Linked DNA regions of Mus musculus: region 2 is linked to region 1. The links are chromatin loops, found by intact Hi-C in ENCODE. Cell type or tissue: left cerebral cortex. All regions are shown on one strand. Each heading gives the region's core, and the rest is flanking DNA. Links, peaks and the distances in the headings are about the cores only.

Region 1 (10,138 bases), core at 780-8,779:
CCCCAAGCCGAAAACTCACCGAACCAGGCCGAGGGCTGGGTACCGGGTCAGTATAGCGGGCCCACTTCTGGGCTTGCTCACTGTACTCCTTGTAGGGACCCTCAAACACTTGCTGGATCTGTTCCAACTGGTACTCACAAACTGCAGACAGGTCCATATCGCCCCTGTTAAAGAAGGACCTTGGAAGTCAGGTTGGGTGCCTACTTGCTCCCACCATACCAGGGAACAGAGGAAAAAGTAGGAAGGGCAAAGCTTAGTATGGAGCAGTCACGACCATGAGGTAGCCCTGAGGTGTCACCCCAGGCAGCTTTCTGCTCACCTTCCCCCACCCAGCTTTAGAAAGAGCAGGCGCAAAGTCATCTTGGCTGCCAGGCACTGACCCGCTGGACTTCCTCCAGACGCCTGTGCGGGGGCCCTCACACCCACACACTATCCCTACCTGACCACCTGCTCCTCCCTACCCCCAGCTACCCCATAGCCGCTTACCATCGCGCTTGAAAAACCCCGAAGAAGGTGGTGTTGTGCCAAGAGGCGCCCCGCAGGGTGTGCACCGCCTTCAGCTGGTTGAAGTAGACCTTCCAGTCAGGGGCTGAGCACACCAACCGAGCCTTCAGGAACGTCGTCCATTTCTTCTGCAGCGTCCGTGCTCCCCCCATGTCACCCTGGCAGATGGCAAGGAGACAAGGCTGGTCAGCCCCTGCCAGGCCTTCAGGGCTCCCGCTGCCCACCACTGCGGAACTTGGTACCTTACAGACTCTCGCCACACGAGCCACCACCTGCTCGGAATAGCAGTCATACTCCACTGCCCGCTCACTGAAGAAGAAGTAGATCTTGTCATCGTCTCCCGTGAAGCTTCCCACACTCTCAGGGACAAAGGCAGAGCCTACAAAGTGGGGTTCTGGGACGAAGAAAAAAGGGCCAGTGACAAGAGTCCCAGGGCCCTGGAAGGCCCTTCCACTCTGGGCTTCCCCAGTCCCATCCCATGACTCACCATTCAGCCAAAAAGCCAGGTACTCTGTCTTGATGGAGTGGTGGGTCCCCATGTATCGAAGGATAACCGGCTCTGTGCCCAGGAAGTTATTGAGTGTGGCTGAGTACAGCTCACCGTCTGCGGGAGACAACAGCGGTCAGAGAGGCCAGGGAACTAAAGTAGAGACTGCTCTGAAGACAAGTAAGTACTCAGAGCGTGACTGACAGAGGCCCAGATTCTCCCCTCTGTGCTGGCAGCAGCCACTCACCCACAAGGAGTCCGGTGTGACCCTTAGCTGGGTCATATGGGCATTTACCCTTCCCATCCTCAAATTCTGCACGGTCCAAGGTGAACGTGAGCATGTTCTAGGGGCAGGAAGACATCGAAGATGGGTGTTACTATGGGGCTCTATACAGTCTGAAAATATCATGGCCCCGAGAGGTCAAGGAAGGAGGTCATAGGTTAGGAACAGGTGGGTAAGGGGCACACCCAAAGAGAGGGGGAACCACTCACGATGTAGGTGCACTTGGGCTGGAAGGCATAGGTGCCGCAGACATACAGATGGGAGGAATTGTATGGCTGAAGGAAGCGGATGAAGTTGAAGCATTCGGTCTTTGGAGAGAAAGGTATACAGGTTAGTGAGAACTGAGAGTCAGAGATAGGAGATCACCAGGGTGCAGATTAAAGAAGGAGGCTGGCAGGGGAAGCTCTCTAAGCACCCACCTGGTTGCTCTTCCCTTTCTGGGTACATTCAATTTTCTTCTCAGCTGGAGCCTCCCAAGAGATCTGAGGATTGGACAGACACATCAGCAATGTCACAGGTCTGCGCTAAGTGTGCTGCAAACACCCCTTAAGCTACACCATTGATGACGCCTGGTCCCCATTCTGACAGAAGCCCCAAACCACCCCAACTAGCAGAAACCAGGAGCAGAAAGCAATTGCTAATCTTGACACCCCAAGAGAGCTGGGCTGAGGGACAGCCTGCACAGGCTACACCCTGAGTCCTTTCCCTCTCCCCTCTGAGTGCCTCCCACTGCCCCACCTCTCACCGCTCCTTGCAGCTCCAGAGCCTCTACACTGAAGGCAAACAGCGCCTCTCGGGCCCCCACATATAAAAGGCCAGAATGTTCTGTCAGGGTCAGTGTCAGGAAGTCCTGGATGCCTGTCTGGGAGAACCGCCTCACTACTGTGACCAGCTCTGCAGAAACAGATATTAGAACAAGGTGGGGATGAGTAGGGGCAGAGGACATCCTCCCTGGGGTTCCAGGAATCCATCAATCTTCCTTTGTCCAAGGCTCCCCTGGGCCTCGTCATCACGATTCTCCACAAAAGCTACCACTACACACACACAGACGACAACCAAACCTCTATGGGCCATAAAGGACTTTTTCTGAATAGCCTTTGGCTCAACAGCTCCATCCTACCCAGGCTTCCAAGGCCCTTCCTCAGCCTGGGAGGAGGTAATCTGGGCTGGTAACGGGGAAGGAAGGATACCTCAGCCAAAGCTTCCGGCCAGAGGAAGCCATCTGACTGATGACGCTCCCTCAGGGTCAGCGGTACCTCAGGCACAGAACTGGACACTTCCCCCCCACCCCCAGCCCCGCTTCCTCGGTTGCCATTTCCTGCTCTGCTACTTGCTGACCATGGCAAGGTCTAGGCAGACCCTGGTGGCGGATTTACTGCATCAGGAGGCACAGAATAGTTGTAAGCATTCCTTGTCTAAGAAGTCCCAGCAGGCACCAATCCAGGCTTTCAGAGACACACGCACAGATGGGCAGGGGACTGGCAAAGTGGCGTGTGGAGAAGGAAGAAGAGGTTAGGACTGGGAGATAAAAGGAACCTGAGACTCAGAGGTGGTGCTGAAGCCTGGGAAGTTGTGCTTCCGGCCAGCACACGTAGGGCGTGATCATACATACAGTCATGTAACCTGTCAGAGGACCGTATACCTGCACACCTGTTCACAGGATCCCTACTTAAGCCAGCTTCAGGGTCGGGAGGCAGTGACCAACGAGAGTTGGGTCGACATGGGAGGGGCTTTAATAGCAGCTGAGTGTAGCCTGTGGGAGGTGAGCTCATCCCATGTCCCAGGAGCACAGAGATGATACAAACACCTGACATCACCTCTCCATACAGGTGTGCGCGAAAGCAAAGGAGAGCTGTCTGGTTCACTCTGTCTCCTCCCCCACGAAGCGCGAGCTTATATGTGTCCACCCAGAGCCATCAGAAGGCTCCAGTGTTAGAGCAGCAGAGGAGACCATTAGGGTGAATTAAAGGGGCTTCTAGGGACAGACAGCTAGAAAGACTGGAGATAGGGTTAGGTTTACACTTGCCCTGGGGTTCAGGTTTCTCTCTCTAGGCTTCCAAGCAAGAGAGACAATTCAAGTGAGGAACAGGGAGGTTGATTCAGAAACTACCTCCCTTGCACACCAGGCCAGCCAGGTCTGGGTGAGGGTGGGGGTGCGCTGGTAAGAGATCCCATAAAGTTATCCCAGTGTCAGAAGGGGGCAAAGCCCAGGTCTAGACCAGCACTACCAGTTCTGGGCCCCTGGGGCCACTCGCGTTTCTTAGAAAGCCACAGCCACACATATCGGTGTAAAGGTGCATGCTTGGGGGTAATTCCTCAGCAGCAGCTCCTTCCTGCAAGCAAGCATCACTCCCCTCCTCGCCCTTCCCCCAGCAGTCTATCCCAGCCTCCCTCTGGCCCTGCCTCCCATGCTTCAGGCACTCACCCCCAGAAGATACTGTCTTCCGGGGCACAAGGTTCCACCACATCTCAGCCCCGATGCCCAGGCCCCACAGCCCTGCTGCCAGCAGCCAGACAGCCCAGTGTGGGGCCATGGCAGACACCCAGGGTCTAAACTTCAGTCCAGCAGCCCTGCTGAAGGAAAAGAAACTGGTCAGCATCACAGACCGGAAGGGGGCCCGCACCAAGAGACAAGCAACACAGGACGCACACTGGAACAAACCTCCCCCAGAGCCTTTACATCTCCTCCTGATCCTGCAACTGGCCTCTGCCCACAAGAGCCCTGGGGGTCTCCCAGAAGAGCAAGGAGAGGAACTTAGTCAGCAAGCACTAGGCGTGGGCAGTCATCAAAAGCCGCCTGTGGCCTCCAGGCCATCCCTACTCCCTCCCTTCAACAGGGAGTTGTGTGGAAAAAAATAAAAGAGGGACTCCCCCTCATTGGCTCCTTCTGGCCTTAAAGGTTTCAGAGTTTCTTACAATAACCATAAAAAACAGGGCTTGCTACCAGTGGGACCCAGGCCAGCCCCAAGACCTAATTCGGGGAGATATACCCCTTATTCAGCAGCCGCAGGCAGCCGGTTGGGCAAAGAGCTTCAGTGGGGGACTTGGTGAAGCAGGCAGCGTGTAGAGTTCCCGGCCCCAGCCCGTCCCCTCCCCCAGCGCAGACAATAGCCGGGCAGAGCCCAAACCCGGTTCCACATCAGCAGGGCTGGAGTAGGAGTGGGGCCGGGAACCAAATGGGCCCAGCTTCCGAGGCCCCTTTGTTGCCCAAGAGGGAGGCAGGAAGTGGGTGGGATGGGCGTGGAAATGACCAGGACCAGTCCTGTTTCTCCAACAGCCTTCTACAAGACACTGACCCTCCCGCAGAGAGGCGACCGGGCCACGAGTCAGTTCCAGGCTTCTGTCTGGGAATCTCCTCGCCTCCGCGAGAGCGGGATCGTGGAGGGAAGTGAAATGGGTTGGGGAGGCCGAAGCGGGGTTCTCCTGGACAACAGGGGATGCCCACAAATGATCGTCAAGGGCTGCGTCCCCTCCTCCCCGGCTCTGACGAACGTTCTTAACTCCGGGATTGCACCTCGGGGACCATGCACTAGGCAGTAGGCAAACGGAACGGATCTCCACTAATCTAGACGCTAGGGGCTGGGAACAGAGATGCAGAATCTGAGGATTGCACCCCAAAACAAAGGTTCCTAGCCAAGACCCGGTCTCGGTCTCCCTACTGTGGACTCTCCCCTCCCCCAGCTCCGGGGATTTGAATGCAAACAAAGCGGCAGCGCTGGGAGCGTGGCAAAGCCGGGCTTGCGGACGCCCCCTGTCGGCCAAGAACCTCCGCGCGGGAAGGGCGGGGGGCTGGGGCTGCCTTCCCCGGAGCAGTCCCCCCTGACACACCCTCAGTTTCCTCTCTGCCAATTACCCTAGGCTGGGGTCAAAACCCGGTGGTGCGCTCCGAGAATCTGCAGGCGTAGCGGTGACCCAACCCCCAAGCTCTTCCCGAAGCAAGGGACACGGACAGCCAAGGGGATGGAGGGGTGCAGGACCAGGATTTGCACCCCACACTTGCACACCCGGTCGTGGATTGCGGCGCTCCAGAGAGGGACCGGGCGGCGGAGCTTTGGCTAGGGGGCTGGTTCTCAGTGCCAGCCCGCCTCCGGAGCAGAACGGGAGGGCGGGGGGCCGCGCTAGGGAAATCCGATCCCACAACATCGGCCACGGTCCAAGCCCGCCCCTAACTTTCCGTCGAGGTGGGGGGAACCCGAGCAGTTCGCGAGCCTGGCAAAGATTCGGACCGCGCGCTGGACAGCCCAAGGGTCCCCCACTGCCCCTAGCGCTGTCCGTACCCCCAGGCTCCCGCTGCTCCGGCCAGTGGAGCTGCAGGCACTGCTTGCCTTGATGCCGATCGCCACTGGGCAGCCCGCGGCGGACTCAAGAGGGACCCGGATCGGACAGCTGTCTTTGCTGTCGCCCCGCCCTGCACCCCTAGACGCTGTCCTCTAGCGCGCGCGCTAGCCCCTACCCAAGCAAGGGGACAAAGCAGCGGCCCCGGGGCCCCACCGCTCCGGCCTCACTCACCTCTTTCGTGCAGCTCCAATCCCTGGGCGCTGCCCTCGCGTTTGACTCCGGCCACCGTCCTCCCCTGCCCCCGCGCCGCTCCAGACTGCGCCCGCCCGCCAGCACGCTAAGGCTGTCCCGTGCCACCGCCCCTCGGTCTCAGCACGGCTCTCGGCGCCCCTGAGCTCGGATTCGGCGCTCCACCGCGCCGGGCGCCGGTTCTTTCTCCGCTGCAGCCGCCGCCACCGCCGCTCTCCGCCCCCAACCCCTTGACGTCAGGCAGAGGGTGTCGAGTGGTGGCCGGGGGCGGGACGCGAAGGCCCGCCCAGGAGGGGGCTGCGACCCGCTGCCTTGCTTACCCGGCACTGAGGCTTGGGGACCCTTTACGACTCTTGCAGCTCGTGAGTCAAGGTCTGCGCCACAGCGGCCGGAGGCGGGGAGGGGGCGGGGTGGGGGGCGGGGAGGGACTCCAGGCGTTGCCACCGGGAACTGCACGAACTGCACTCACCTGGTGAAGTGTGCCTTCAAGTCCTGAGGCGGGATGGGCTCTCTGGAAGGGTTGAGGGGCTTCCCCACGCTCCAGTTACGGGAACGAAAACTGGCAAACCATTTTGGGACTTGTACCCGAAGGGGGTGGCGTAGCAAGAGAAGAAACTGAAGGTTCTCTCAGGTGCTAACCACAGTGGTCAGTCTTTTGACTCCAAAGTTGTCCTCCTTTCTGGCCCTAACCCTTGGACTGGAAGGAGCAGCTCACAGGCAGAGGAGACCCCAAGACTGCAGGCAGCTCCTAGTTTCCAGGCTCCAGCAGAGCCTACCCCCGGGAAATGACTCTTGGTGTGGCTTGGAAGGCTGATTAACTAGAGGCACGAGCGCGCCACGGTTCAGATGAAAGAGGCTGGAGGGAGCCACGCAGCGAACCACCACCACCTTCAGAACTGCCAGCCTCCGCCCACAGGCGCTCCTAGAAGTAACTTGTAGCTGTGGCCTCCTGGACGGTGCTGGCTGGCAAATCCTTCCAGCCAGCTGGTCCTCCAGTGGGCAGGTGGACTGAGAAACCTCGGGGAAACTGCCCCAGCGGTACCTGGAGACCACCCCTAACCAGAATCAAAGGACAGGGACGAAGGGAAGGAGGCCTGGAGGTTTCTGTGGTAACTTTGAGCCCCAGGGGGCAGTCCCGGAGGGGAAAAAACACTTCAGACCCCATAAGTAAAATCTGGAGTATAAATCAGTCCGACAGCAGCTTTTGTTCTGGGCTAAAACGTGGCACCTGAGAAGTGAAGAGCAGAAGAGCAATGGGAGTAATCGAGAATGGCAGCCCAGTTTGGTTTCAGTAACAATTGGGTCTTTACTGGGACACAGAAGGGCCCCTTCTCCCTCGCTGGCCAGAGCCACGTTTCCCAGCTCCTTTCCATTAGGAAACAAAGCTGTGACCTCAGAGATAGGAGGCAGGCCAGCTATTGCCAGGGGTGGGCAGGGAGGGTGTCCTATGGAAGCTGGCCAGGGAGGGAGCCATGCACACTCCTCTTGACCAGGCTCCTGTTCATCTACTAAGGGCAAGCCCCACTCCAAGCTCAGGATTCGCTAAAAGCTAAGACTCCTCAGCTCCAGGAGGCTGAAACAGGACTTCCAAGCCAGCTACTGTTTCTCTCACTGAATAAGAGATTAAGCAAGATACAAACAAACAAACAAAAAAAGGGCTCAAATCCACACAAAGAGCAAGGTGACATTTTTAGTGAGATCCTGGCGCTGGACGCAGTCTATATGGTCCATCCCACCTGCTTGGGAAGGGAGAGGTAGGAAAACTGTGAGCCCAGAAGCTCCATCCTTTCAGCAGTCAGCAACCATGAGGCTAACCTCCACTTCCTGCTGTGTTTCCTTCTCACCTGTAAGCCTTGCCCCTAGAAATGAGGGCTGCCTGGTAGTGATCTGAGCTCCCTGGCTCTACCTCCAAGGTGGCCCCAGTGGAAAGTTTCAAAAGGTTTTAGTTTCACTGGCAGGGACAGTATTCTGTACCTTCATGGCAGGCGCCAGGGTCTTCTAAGCCAGGCATGGAGGTAGAAATGAGACCATTCCACTAACAGAGCCAGTTAGCCTCTGGGCACAGGGCTCCCCAGCGATAGCGTTCCACCCCCCACCACTCTTCCTCTGCCCCTTCCTGCCGCACTGGTTACTGTCACAGGTCTTCTCCACAAGTGGGTGGGCAGAAGATAAAGTTTCCTCTCATGACTACTTGTTCGTGATTCATGCTTTTTAATAAAAGGACAGCTGGCAGAAAAAAATAAGGATCCTGGATTGTCCATCAAGAAAAAAATACAGTAATACAGAAAAAAAAATTGCAAAAACATCTTCCAGGCCTGCCTAGCATAGGCTATGGAAGACATCACACCCGTCATCTGTATTCAGGCAGACAGAATAAGGGCTTCCCTAACTTGCCTCTTTTGCTACGGCTTAAAGCCTTTTAGCCAAATAAAGGAAACACAAGAAGATATGTTACATGCCTCCCAGGCGCTGGAGCCAACCCTCACAGATCCCAGTACATGAGTAGTATCCGTAGTATCCTGCTTTTTTTTTTCGGTTTTTTTGAGACAGGGTTTCTCTGTGTATCCCTGGCTGTCCTGGAACTCTCTTTGTAGACCAGGCTGGCCTCAAACTTAGAAATCTGCCTGCCTCTGCCTCCCAAGTGCTGGGATTAAAGGTGTGTGCCACTACCGCCCGGCATATCCTGCTTCTTAGCAACTATCCCTCCTGAGGAAAGTGGCAAGATGGAGACAGGGAGTGTGCACTGGGGCTCTATTCAAGGCCTGCTGGACCTGGACCCTTTCCATTCCGCAGTTGTCTCTCCACTGGTGGCTGAGTGAAAAGATTAGGGTCGGCCATTTTTCAAGGAGCTCTCTGACCACTGGGACCCAGGGCACTGGGTCATAGGAAAAGGACTTCCTCCAAAAGGACAATTATCAAAGCTGTCCACCTGGGAAGCCCCTCCCTTCCCGGCCCCTCCCTTCCAGCATCACCAAAAGGAAGCAGGAAAACATCCGTCATTGAGGCCCAGGATGCGGCTTTTCCAGTGGCTTTGTCAGGATATCCCTTGCCTTTTCCCCAGGGCTTGGGGTCAAAAACCTGGAGGGCAAACGGTGAGCCAGCTAGCTTCGGTCCAGAATTCTTGGCCTTGAAAAGGCTCGGTTCCTATTATGTCAGCTCCCAGTGAGTCCCAGAGCAGGGCAATTACAGGACCCAGGGGAGAGTGTCCACCCTTGAGTGACCTCACATTGCATACTGCTGGTCAGGTTACAGCCAGGCTTCTGGGAGGGACTGAGTTGTCACCAACACCTCTTGCTCCCTGGATGTATCTCTCTCTCAAGGATGAGTTTTGGGATAAAGGAGCCAGGAAGGATTCCAGATGTCTACATTGATGGACAGTTTGATCCTTTCTCTTAAAGCCAGGTAAAGGCAGCTTCAAGAATGGAAACTCCCCAGTTCAGCCTCTCAGGCCTCCCTACCCCCTCTCTGCCCTTGGCAATGAGAACAAAAGAGGGAAATTTCAAGGTGATTTCCAGGTTTCCAGAGCAAACCCAGGAACTGAGGATTAACTGTCAGGTGTGCAGTGTCAAGCAGGGGAGCCTAGAGGCTGCGTGAGAAGGGCTGGCTCTCCAGAGTCCCTGCCCTCCTGTGGAGATCTGAGGCTGACCTGCGAGGGTGTGAGGGTATGCCAAAGGAGTTTGTGATGTGTCCAGGAAGAGAAACCAGAACTATCAGTCAAGTCACCTGGCTCTGGGAGGGTTTCTTCCACTTCTCATTTGGCAAAGGCTTTGAGACAGAAAAGATGTCCTCTGTGGTACCCAGTACTGTGCAGAGTCTGCCTTGTCCTGTAAATAATAGATGCCTCTAGCTCCTGACCTTCTGGGGACCCAGAGAGCAGGGTAGCTGTGCTCAATTAGGCCTTGGAAGGTAGATGGGGGTGACTCTTTGTCTAGCTCCTAGTCAGGCGCCAACCCTGGGACATGGAAACAGAGAAGATTGTGTGCAACAGCCATGGAACACTCTGGGACCTTCACCCCCTGAGAAGTGGACACGAGTCAAGATGGCAGGAGTGTCACCTCCGGCTCCCCCTTACAAAGCTCATCCTGAAAGTATCTGGGGTGGGGGCAGGCATGAGCATGGCTTCGGTCGGAGGAGCAGACAGTAAGAGAGTAGATAGGACTGTGGGGCTGCTTCTGGAGGTACAAAGGGGCCCACTTACTCCTCTAGCCATTCAGATCAAGGACGTCGAGATGTGCAAGTAGAGATTAGGACCCAGGAACTGCTCTGGAGACAAGGCAGGGAAAGAAACAGCAGGATCCAAAACTGTCTTTTGCACCCTCCCCCACTCCTATCTCTAG
Region 2 (10,138 bases), core at 1,346-9,345, 58 kb after region 1:
ATGGCTCCCTGATAAGGTGCTTGCATCTAAACCTGACAATCTGAGGTCCATCTCCAGATCCATTCAGTGGATGCAGAGAGCAAACTGGCTGTGTTCTGACCTCCATATCAAAGCAATGACGCAAACATGCCCACACAAATAAATACACATACACACAAATAAAGAAAAAGGTAATGATGAGATAAACTAAAATCCCAGACTGAAATGGCACTGAATGTGCCCAGGGCTGGGGAGCTGGCTACAGTCAACAGGAGAGGGAAGGTGAGGCTACAGGGCTGGGGAGCTGGCTACAGTCAACAGGAGAGGGAAGGTGAGGCTACAGGGCTGGGGAGCTGACTACAGTCAACAGGAGAGGGAAGGTGAGGCTACAGGGCTGGGGAGCTGAGTACAGTCAACAGGAGAGGGAAGGTGAGGCTACAGGGCTGGGGAGCTGACTACAGTCAACAGGAGAGGGAAGGTGAGGCTACAGGGCTGGGGAGCTGGCTACAGTCAACAGGAGAGGGAAGGTGAGGCTACAGGGCTGGGGAGCTGACTACAGTCAACAGGAGAGGGAAGGTGAGGCTACAGGGCTGGGGAGCTGAGTACAGTCAACAGGAGAGGGAAGGTGAGGCTACAGGGCTGGGGAGCTGACTACAGTCAACAGGAGAGGGAAGGTGAGGCTACAGGGCTGGGGAGCTGACTACAGTCAACAGGAGAGGGAAGGTGAGGCTACAGGGCTGGGGAGCTGGCTACAGTCAACAGGAGAGGGAAGGTGAGGCTACAGGGCTGGGGAGCTGGCTACAGTCAACAGGAGAAGGAAGGTGAGGCTACAGGGCTGGGGAGCTGAGTACAGTCAACAAGAGAGGGAAGGTGAGGCTACAGGGCTGGGGAGCTGGCTACAGTCAACAGGAGAGGGAAGGTGAGGCTACAGGGCTGGGGAGCTGACTACAGTCAACAGGAGAGGGAAGGTGAGGCTACAGGGCTGGGGAGCTGGCTACAGTCAACAGGAGAGGGAAGGTGAGGCTACAGGGCTGGGGAGCTGACTACAGTCAACAGGAGAGGGAAGGTGAGGCTACAGGCAGTGCTGGGGGAGGCGCCCACCTGGAAAAGGGACAGCCATGACAAAAGCAGGTTAGCAAGACAAGGCACAGAAAAAGGGAAATGGCAGGGTCATAGAAAACAGGAGTCTCCTTCCACAAGAACCACACAAGGCTCTGTTACCTAAACTCATGGAGAGAGATTTTCTGCAGGCTGCACGGTCTGCCATGCTGACAGCACCTGGCCAGGCACTGGGTCTTTGAAAGCTGGCTAAGGCCATTTTCTTTTCAGCAAGCATATTCCTCTACTAAGAAATGTATATGGGTCAGGGACTAACCAAATACGCAATTAGATTCTTAGAGGAGGAAAAACTGTGTTTTTCCCCCATCTTGGCAACCTAACAAGTCAGAGCAGTAATGACAGCCCTCAGCCTCCTCACAAATGAGCTGAGAAGAGGAAAGGTTCCAAAACAATACGTGTTGGTTTGCCAGGGCCCTGTTTACCTGGGCCTCCGGGGGCCTGTGCACGTACACGCACGAACACGTGGGCGGGAGCGTGAACTTTCCAGAGAGGGGAAGAGAATGGACCTAGGGCGAGGCCCGGCTGGGCTGGAACATCCTGCCAGAGCCTGGAGGGGATGTGTCCTGCCCCACTTCAGCCCCCACAGGTGCTCAGGGCTCTAAATCCTCTCTGAGGGCAGCAGTGTTGAGCTCAGACATTGTACCCCACCCCCTTCCTTTCACCCAGTTATAATGCCCCAGCACAGTGTGACCAAGCCTGATGTGACGGTGCAATTTCAAAGGTAGGGGCCCAGATGTCTGGATAAATCAGTCCCCATCAACAGCCTGGGAAGTGGTTCTTGGATGACAGGAAAATACCACCCAGAGGCCATAATTAAGGCTTCCTAAGTAGGCCATGCGCTCAGCTTTTCCTCAGCTCTGTGTCCCAAATGAGCTTCCAGGCTCTTTCCCTATCTCAGTTTCTCCACACCCAAGGCAGTCATTTTAGGTGACTCCCAGAGCAGCCCTGGGGCATGGGGGCTTTTCAAATGCCAGTGTGGGCAGCTGGGCTCTACTGGGGGCTGGGCTGGAGGCGGCCTTGAGCGGCTCTCCTGGGATGGAATGGATGCTTTAAAAGGAAAAACAAAACAAAACAAAACAAAACAAAAAAAAAAACAACGAAAAAAAACCAGTCTCTGGACTAAAAAGTGACTTTTCCATCTGTGTCACGGAAGAAGCTGTTTTTCAGGGCTGTTCTCCCAGCACGGCGACACGGATGAGAACACCACACGCCTTCTAAGTGTTCCTGCAGCCACTTGGCCAGCCCCAGCAGCACTGAGCCTGGCTCTCCCTTCCCTCACTGGGCCTCCAGCACCCCTATGCCAACTGTGAGGCAGGCTCTGCTCTTGTCCCTGTCGGCTCAGCTCAGGTGTATGCTGAGCAGCACCATCAACCTGGGTCCTAACTCTCTGAGGTCTCACACACCTCAGGAGGAGCGGAGGCCCCAGGAAGGGGAGGAAAGGGACTCTCAGGAAAATGGGAGCTTTCACTTCACAGAACTCAAGGGAGGCTGGGAACTGACTTACTTCCCATCCCAGCTTGCATTATGTCACTTCCCTTGGCTCTAACTGGCTTCAGAGTCACTTGCTTTTAGTCAATTAGCTTCTGCTTCAGACCCTGAGAATGCTTCTTCACTCAGCAACTGTTAACTCAGCCCCGAGCTGTGCCGCTGTGAATGTTCCGTGGATAAGAATCCTGATTCTGGATGCAACAGTTTGGTGGAAGGGCACAGTGTACAAGTGAAAGATGAACCCGGGGTGGGGGGTAGACGCCAGTTGGCCAGGTGGTACATAGGTAGGAAAGGGTGGTCAGAGTGAAGTGGAACGTACCCTGAGGAGTAATAGTGACAGAATATGCTCATATAGACCTGAACCCATGGTGGATCTCAGAAGCAAAGGAATGGATGCTTGGCTTTAGGGTAGAGACAAAGGCACAGAGGCAGAAGGGGATCCTGAAAGGAATGGCAAAGGGAAGCTGCTGGACTAGGGAGGTGACCCTGTCATCAAAGGGGCCTATGTACTTAATGAAAACGGAAGTTCTTCCATCAAATCAGGACTTTAATTTGTTTTCTTTTTGTATCCCTGGAGATGGAACCCAGGTCCTTGCACATGTTCTACCATTGGGCTCCACACCCAGGCCTTGAGTTCCTACTTTAAACCCATGTACATACCATCACTCTGAGCACAGTATAAGCACAGGCACAGGCGCTCGCCTCTGTAAACCCTGCTCGCTCATCTCAGTGTTTCTCCCTGTTTGTTAGGCTTCAATTCCTTTTGAAATCTTCTCTTCCCCAATTTCTCTCTCCCTCTGAGATAGGGTCTCACTATGCGTCCTAGGCTGGCCTTGAACTCTCGGCCGATCCTGCCTGCAGCCTCTGAGGCACAGGGAATGCAGGTGTGAGCCATCATGCCCTAGTCTTTGGGAACTTGCAGTTTGCTCACTGTCCTTGCTCCAGCTCCAACCCTGCTTTTGTCTTTGCTCTTCTTCCAGTCATCCTGAGCGGAGGCCCGCCCTTTGCTGTTACTCACAAGCCTCCTGGCTTTGACCCCTCCTGAATGTGCTCCTGGCATCTCTGTGGGCCTCAGGCCTGCTTACTCATTGCTCTGTGCACAGAATAAATGATGCCGTCCCCAGGCCACCTCTCCTTTCCTCTGCCCTCTGTAACATACACCACTGCCTGGTTGTCACCGAACACCAGGGTATTCAAGGCCCCTACCATTCAGACTGTATTGTGCCAGAACACAGAAGCACACATACCTGCTAGACAAAAACAGACAAAAGCAAAACAAAGCTCATCTATGCTTACAGAAGCTTCAAGTCTAGGTTTCTACACTGAAAAGGGTCTGGGCTGTGCAGACCACAGCTGGTCCTGAGGCCTGACAGTACCTGTTGGGTCTGCACTGCTCTGGTCTGTCATTCTCAGCCTGGGTTTCTTAAGCTCAAGGTCACCTTATGGTCTAAGAAGACAACTGTAGACCCAGCTATCACATCTTGGCTCCAGGCATTTTCCTCTTTCTTTTTAAACCATATATTCATTTTGGAAAATATGACATTTTCTTACATGTATTCCATGAACTTGCATGTATACGTGCACACACACATACACACAGATGCCTGAGGTCCATATGTGAGAGAAAATATGTTTGTCTGAGTCTGGCTTGATGCATTTAACATGATGATCTTCAGTTCTACCCATTTTCCTCAAAATGATATAATTTCTTTCTTACTATATAGCCTTGACAGGCCTGGAACTTGCTATGTAGACTAGGTTCAACTCACAGAGACCTGCCTGCTTCTGCCTCCCAAGTACTGGAACCAGAGACATGTGCTACCCTGCCTGGATATTGTTTGACTTCCTGATGTCAGCCATTCTTGTGGGGGGCGGGGTGAGATGAGACCACTCACAGCGTTGATTTGCATATCTCTAATGGCTGAGGTCACTGCATCTTTTCTGAGGGGCGTGTGTCCAGTTCAGACAGTTTCTTCTTACTTTGCCATCTGTTCCAGTTTCCCTCTCTTCTCTCTTTTGTGAGAAAACACTGTGACTGAAAGCAACTTAGAAGGAAAAAGGGTGTATTTGGCTGACACTTCCAGATCACAGTCTGTCCCTGAGGGAAGTTGGGGCAGGAACTCAAGTAAGAAAGCAGAAACCACAGAGGAGGCTGCCTGGTGGCTTACTCTCTCAGACTTAATGCTCAGTTAGCTTTCTGAAAAAGCCCAAGACCATCTGCCCAGGGAATTGTGTTGCTCCTGTAGGTTGGAGCTGGGGTTCTGTCACATCACTCCTCAAAACACCATCTCCCACAGACATGTCCACAGGTCGCTCTGCTGTGGGCAATCCCTTGATTGAGAATCCCTTTAGGTTACTGTAGGTTATGTCAACTTGACAGTTAAAGCCAAGTAGGACATCATCTAAAGGTGTACTGCTCTGAACAACGTGGGGATCTTAGTGACAGTAACAAATCCCACCCTTCTAACGTCACACACCGGCCTCAAAGTGATTCGGATTGAAAAAGGCTTCCCGGCGCTGTTCTGGCATGTGGGCCTAAAGCAGGCCCTCATTCTGGGGTTCCGAACCCGACATTTTTGGACTATGCCTGCTCTCTAGGAGACAAAATAGAACCATATCCTGGCAAGGATCCAGAGTGAGAGGAGTCTTCATTCACTACTTTGGAAGACAGTGCAGTGTTTCTCACAAAGCTCAACACGCCTTTACAAGGAGACCCGACTATGCTGCTCTTTGGGAGCTAGCCAGCTGAGCTGAAAGCAGGGCCTGTGAGACGCTGCATGTGTTTCTAGCAGGCTTAGCCATACTTGATAAAAACTGGAAACCAGGCTGGGCCGTAGTGGCTTATGCCTTTAATTCCAGGCACTTGGGAGACAGAGGAAGGTGAGTCTCTGAGTTGGAGGCAGGCCTGGTCTACAGAGTGAGTTCCAGGACAGCCGGGGCTGTTATGCCACAGAAAAACCCTGTGTCAAAAAAGACAAAATAGAAAAAGAAAAGAAAAGAATAAAGAGACTCTGCCTTTATGAGTAAGGTGTAAACAAGAAAGACACATAGCATCTAAAAGCTCCCAAGTAGTATTAATATGTAGCCAAGTATGAGTCCCACTAAGCAAAGGAAAACTTGCTGTCATTAGAGAACAGTGTGTGCGGCTGATGACAAGGGGTGAGGTGGCCAGGAGCCCCTGCACACCAACTCTCCTAAATACCCAGAGCTCTTGTCCTGTGGTCGCTGGAGCTCCATGCCAGCTACAGAAGACAGCGGCACTATTGCAAGCTTAGCAGCAGGGGAGAATGGCTCTTCCAGACACTGACTCTTGGGAAGCTGCTAGTTCCCACTGATTGAGATGTTAAAATCTATCAGTCTGGAGAGATGGCTCATTGGTTAACAGCACTTATTGCTGCCTTCTAGAAGATCCAAGTTCAGTTTCCAACACCCATGTCGGGTGGTTCCCCATCACCTGTAACTTCAGCTCTAAGACATCTGACGCCCTCTTCTGGCCTCCAAGAACACCTGCACTTATGTGCCCACATGCAGACACAAACACAAGTTTTTTGTTTTATTTTTCGAGACAGGGTTTCTCTGTATAGCCCTGGCTGTCCTAGAACTCACTTTGTAGACCAGGCTGGCCTTGAACTCGGAAATCCGCCTGCCTCTGCCTCCTGAGTGCTGGGTTTAAAGGCGTGCGCCACCATGCCCGGCAAACACAAGTTTTATAATTTAAAATGACACAAATAAGCCTATAAAAAGATGATTTGCACCGGGCAGTGGTGGCGCACACCTTTAATCCCAGCACTGAGAGGCAGAGGCAGGCAGATTTCTGAATTTGAGACCAGCCTGGTCCACAGAGTGAGTTCCAGGACAGCCAGGGCTACACAGAGAAACCCTGTCTGGGGGGGGGGGGGATGGGGTGGGCAGGAGGAAGATGATTTGCCATGATAAAGTTGGATTTATTCCAGAGATGCAGGGATGACTTTACACATGCAAATCAATAAATGTAATAACTTGCATAAATGGACTAAAGGACAGAATTACACGATTATCTCAACAGATGTAAAAAAGACTTTCAACAAAATTCAATTTCTTTTTTTTTTTTTCTGAGACAGGGTCCCACTGTGTACTCCTGAATGACCTGAAACTTGCTATGTAGACCAGGCTGGCCTTAAACTATCAGAGATGCACCTCTCTCTGCCTGCCTCCTGAATACTAGAATTAAAGGCATGTGCTATGACTCCTGGCCTTTTTCATATGAAACCTGCTGAAGAAACAGAGAATAGAAGGACACATCTGAGCACAGTCAAGGCTACCCATGGCAACAGAGGCAACACTGTGTACCAGATAGGGGAAATGTCAACGATTTCCACTGAAATCAGGAGCACGGTAGGGCTGCCTACTTCCTCCACCCTCATGCAGTACAGTGCTAGAGTCTTCACTGGAGCAGTAAGGAAGAGAGGCAGACAGAAGAAATATAAATAGGAAGGGAAGAAGTCAAAGTATCCTTATTTGCAGATGTGATTTTAAAAGAGACTATCTCCAGAGTGTGGTACAAGCCTTTAATTTCAGCACTTGGGAAGCAGATATATGATTCTCTGTGAGTAAACCTGGTATACATATTGAGTTCCAGGCCAGTCAGGGCTACACAGTGAGACCTTTATCTCAGAGAAAGAGAGAAATGGTGGTGAGAGTGGTAAGGTAACCCTGAAGACTCTACCAGAAAACTTTTAGAACACTGAGCATCAATACTTTGAGTGAAGCGGCGGGCTGCAAAATGAACATAGAAATCATCAGCCAATCTAGAAACCAACAGGAAACAAGCTAAAAAGGAAACAATGCCCTTCCCAATACAGGCCACAGCCCACCTCCAACCTTGGACTAACCTAACCAGCAGAGTGAGAGACCTCCTCAGTGAAGAACTTTACACACTTGAAAAAGAAACTAAGGAAGAGCTGGAAGACTAAATGGCTATCTTGCCAAAAAACAAATCACAGGTCCAGAGCAATCACTATTCTTCACAGAAACAGAGAAACAAATGAGGTTTATCAAAGAACAAAAGACCCCAGATAGCCTTGGGGACCCCAAGCAACAGTGCTGGAGGGGTCACCCGAGCTGGTTTTGAGGTACAGTGTGGAGCCACAGTAACAGAAACCCATGGCACTAGCATAGGAACACATCTGCATGTCAACGGAACAGAACAGAAGTCCACATACAAACTCATTCAGATATAGCCCCCTGATTTTTTGGAAAAAAAAAAAAGCTAAAAGTACTCATTTGTGCTGGGGGAAACTGGATATTTACACATAGAAGAATGGATCTAGATTGCTCTCTCTCACCCTGCACAGAAAACAACTCCAAACGAATTACAGACCTTAACGTAAGACCTCAAGCTCCAACACTGCTAAGGAAAAAGGCATGGCAAACACTTTCAGGTCGCACTTCAGGAAAGGCTTTCTGAGAGCTCGGCTGCTCAGGAAGTCAGGCCACAATTGATGAATGAAATGTGTCATGAAATTAAAAAGCATTTGTCCAGAAAAGGAAATCTGTCAATCAAGAGAAGAGGAAGCCCACAGAACTGTGGAAAACCTCTGCCAGCTACACATCAAACAAAGGCTTAATCTCACAATTACAGAATTACAGTTAAAACAAAACAAAAAACAGCAAACAGATAACCCCATTAAAAACAGGGGCCATGCAGCTGCACACAGAACTCACAAAGGAAGAAATACAAATGGCTAATAAATATCTTAAAGAGCGTTCAACATCTTTAGCCATCAGCAGAACTCTGAAGTGCACTGATGTCCCATCTCAGCCCAGTCAGAATGTCTATCATCAAGACAAGTGATGCTGGGCTGTGGTAGCTCGTGACTTTAATCCCAGCACTCAGGAGACAGAGGCAGGCAGACCTCTGAGTTTGAGGAGACAGAGGCAGGCAGACCTCTGAGTTTGAGGCCAGCCTAGTCTACAGAGTGAATACCAAGGTAGCCAGGACTACAGAGAAGAGAAACCCTTTCTCAAAAAAAGAGCCAGAGTGAGAGCTGGGGGGGGGGGGGGGGGAGAGCAGGCAGCAAACTGGTGTCAAGCAGTGCAGGTGAGGCTGTGGGGGAGGGGCACTGACTCACTGGTGGTGGGAGCATTAATTGGTGTAGCACTCTGGAAATCAGCATAGAGGTTTCACTAAAAGCTAAAAGGAGAACTACCATATGATCCGACTGTGCTACTCCTGGACACAGCCAAAGGAGTCATCTCCTACCTCAGAGATACACGCTCACCTGTGCTCAGTGCTGCTCTGGTCACCAGAAACAGGAAAAAGAAAGCGTCCGTTAACTGGAGAATGGGCAATGAAAATGTGGAACATATGCACAGCTCTAAAGAATCATAATATCTGCAGGAAAACAGATAGAATTAGAAAATATTAAAAAACTAAATGACCCAGGCTCAGCAAGACAACACTGCATGCTCTTTCTTGTATGTGGATCTTAGCTTTGAACTGAGTCTTCTGTGTTTATTTGAAGTGATTGTCTAGAGGCCAGGAGACTAGAAAGGGGATCCTGAACGGGGGTGGTGAGTAGAACGAATAAAAATAGAAGTGTGGAACACCACACCGGTGTGGAAAGGTTCGAATAGGGATGGATGAGCAGAGGAGGAGGACTAAGGCAGAGGGAAGACAGAGGAGGAGGACTAAGGCAGGGGAGACAGAGGAGGAGGACTAAGGCAGGGGAGACAGAGGAGGAGGACTAAGGCAGGAGAGACAGAGGAGGAGGACTAAGGCAGGGGAAGACAGAGGAGGAGGACTAAGGCAGGGGAGACAGAGGAGGAGGACTAAGGCAGGAGAGACAGAGGAAGACAGAGGAGGAAGACTAAGGCAGGGGAAGACAGAGGAGGAGGACTAAGGCAGGGGAGACAGAGGAGGAGGACTAAGGCAGGGGAGACAGAGGAGGAGGACTAAGGCAGGGGAGACAGAGGAGGAGGACTAAGGCAGGGGAAGACAGAGGAGGAGGACTAAGGCAGGGGAAGACAGAGGAGGAGGACTAAGGCAGGAGAGACAGAGGAGGAGGACTAAGGCAGGGGAGACAGAGGAGGAGGACTAAGGCAGGGGAGACAGAGGAGGAGGACTAAGGCAGGGGAGACAGAGGAGGAGGACTAAGGCAGGAGAGACAGAGGAGGAGGACTAAGGCAGGGGAGACAGAGGAGGAGGACTAAGGCAGGGGAGACAGAGGAGGAGGACTAAGGCAGGGGAAGACAGAGGAGGAGGGACAAAGGCAGGGGAGACAGAGGAGGAGGACTAAGGCAGGGGAAGACAGAGGAGGAGGACTAAGGCAGGAGAGACAGAGGAGGAGGACTAAGGCAGGGGAGACAGAGGAGGAGGACTAAGGCAGGGGAAGACAGAGGAGGAGGACTAAGGCAGGGGAAGACAGAGGAGGAGGACTAAGGCAGGGGAGACAGAGGAGGAGGACTAAGGCAGGGGAAGACAGAGGAGGAGGACTAAGGCAGGGGAGACAGAGGAGGAGGACTAAGGCAGGGGAAGACAGAGGAGGAGGACTAAGGCAGGGGAGACAGAGGC

The links. A loop is a pair of places that touch in the nucleus more often than their neighbours do. Peaks named below come from ENCODE experiments on the same cell type or tissue, not always from the same donor. Only the 100,000 strongest peaks of a DNase experiment are listed, where the experiment ranks them.
Region 2: a loop joins it to region 1, with 1.9 times the contacts of the local background. A loop is called at or near these places in 14 of 42 quality-filtered maps.

What each region holds. Positions count from the first base shown.
Region 1 is chr1:36,552,233-36,562,370 of GRCm38, forward strand. Sema4c (sema domain, immunoglobulin domain (Ig), transmembrane domain (TM) and short cytoplasmic domain, (semaphorin) 4C) reads right to left here and starts at 6,149. Exons shown (of 15, transcript NM_001126047.3): 1 at 5,784-6,149; 2 at 3,700-3,845; 3 at 2,020-2,168; 4 at 1,694-1,756; 5 at 1,484-1,582; 6 at 1,239-1,335; 7 at 992-1,108; 8 at 747-898; 9 at 487-662; 10 at 20-164. The coding sequence starts at 3,808. In left cerebral cortex, for the core only: CTCF peaks have their summits at 5,034 (motif pointing left), 5,248 and 6,262; DNase peaks (open chromatin) are centred at 3,709, 3,866, 4,154, 4,525 and 4 more places; H3K4me3 peaks cover 3,356 bases; H3K27ac peaks cover 2,869 bases.
Region 2 is chr1:36,610,099-36,620,236 of GRCm38, forward strand. The region is part of intron 7 of Fam178b (family with sequence similarity 178, member B); the gene reads right to left. Among named protein-coding and RNA genes, the nearest start is that of Sema4c, 57 kb to the left of the region's middle. In left cerebral cortex, for the core only: a CTCF peak has its summit at 6,086 (motif pointing left); DNase peaks (open chromatin) are centred at 1,460, 2,372, 2,623, 4,794 and 1 more place; H3K27ac peaks cover 255 bases.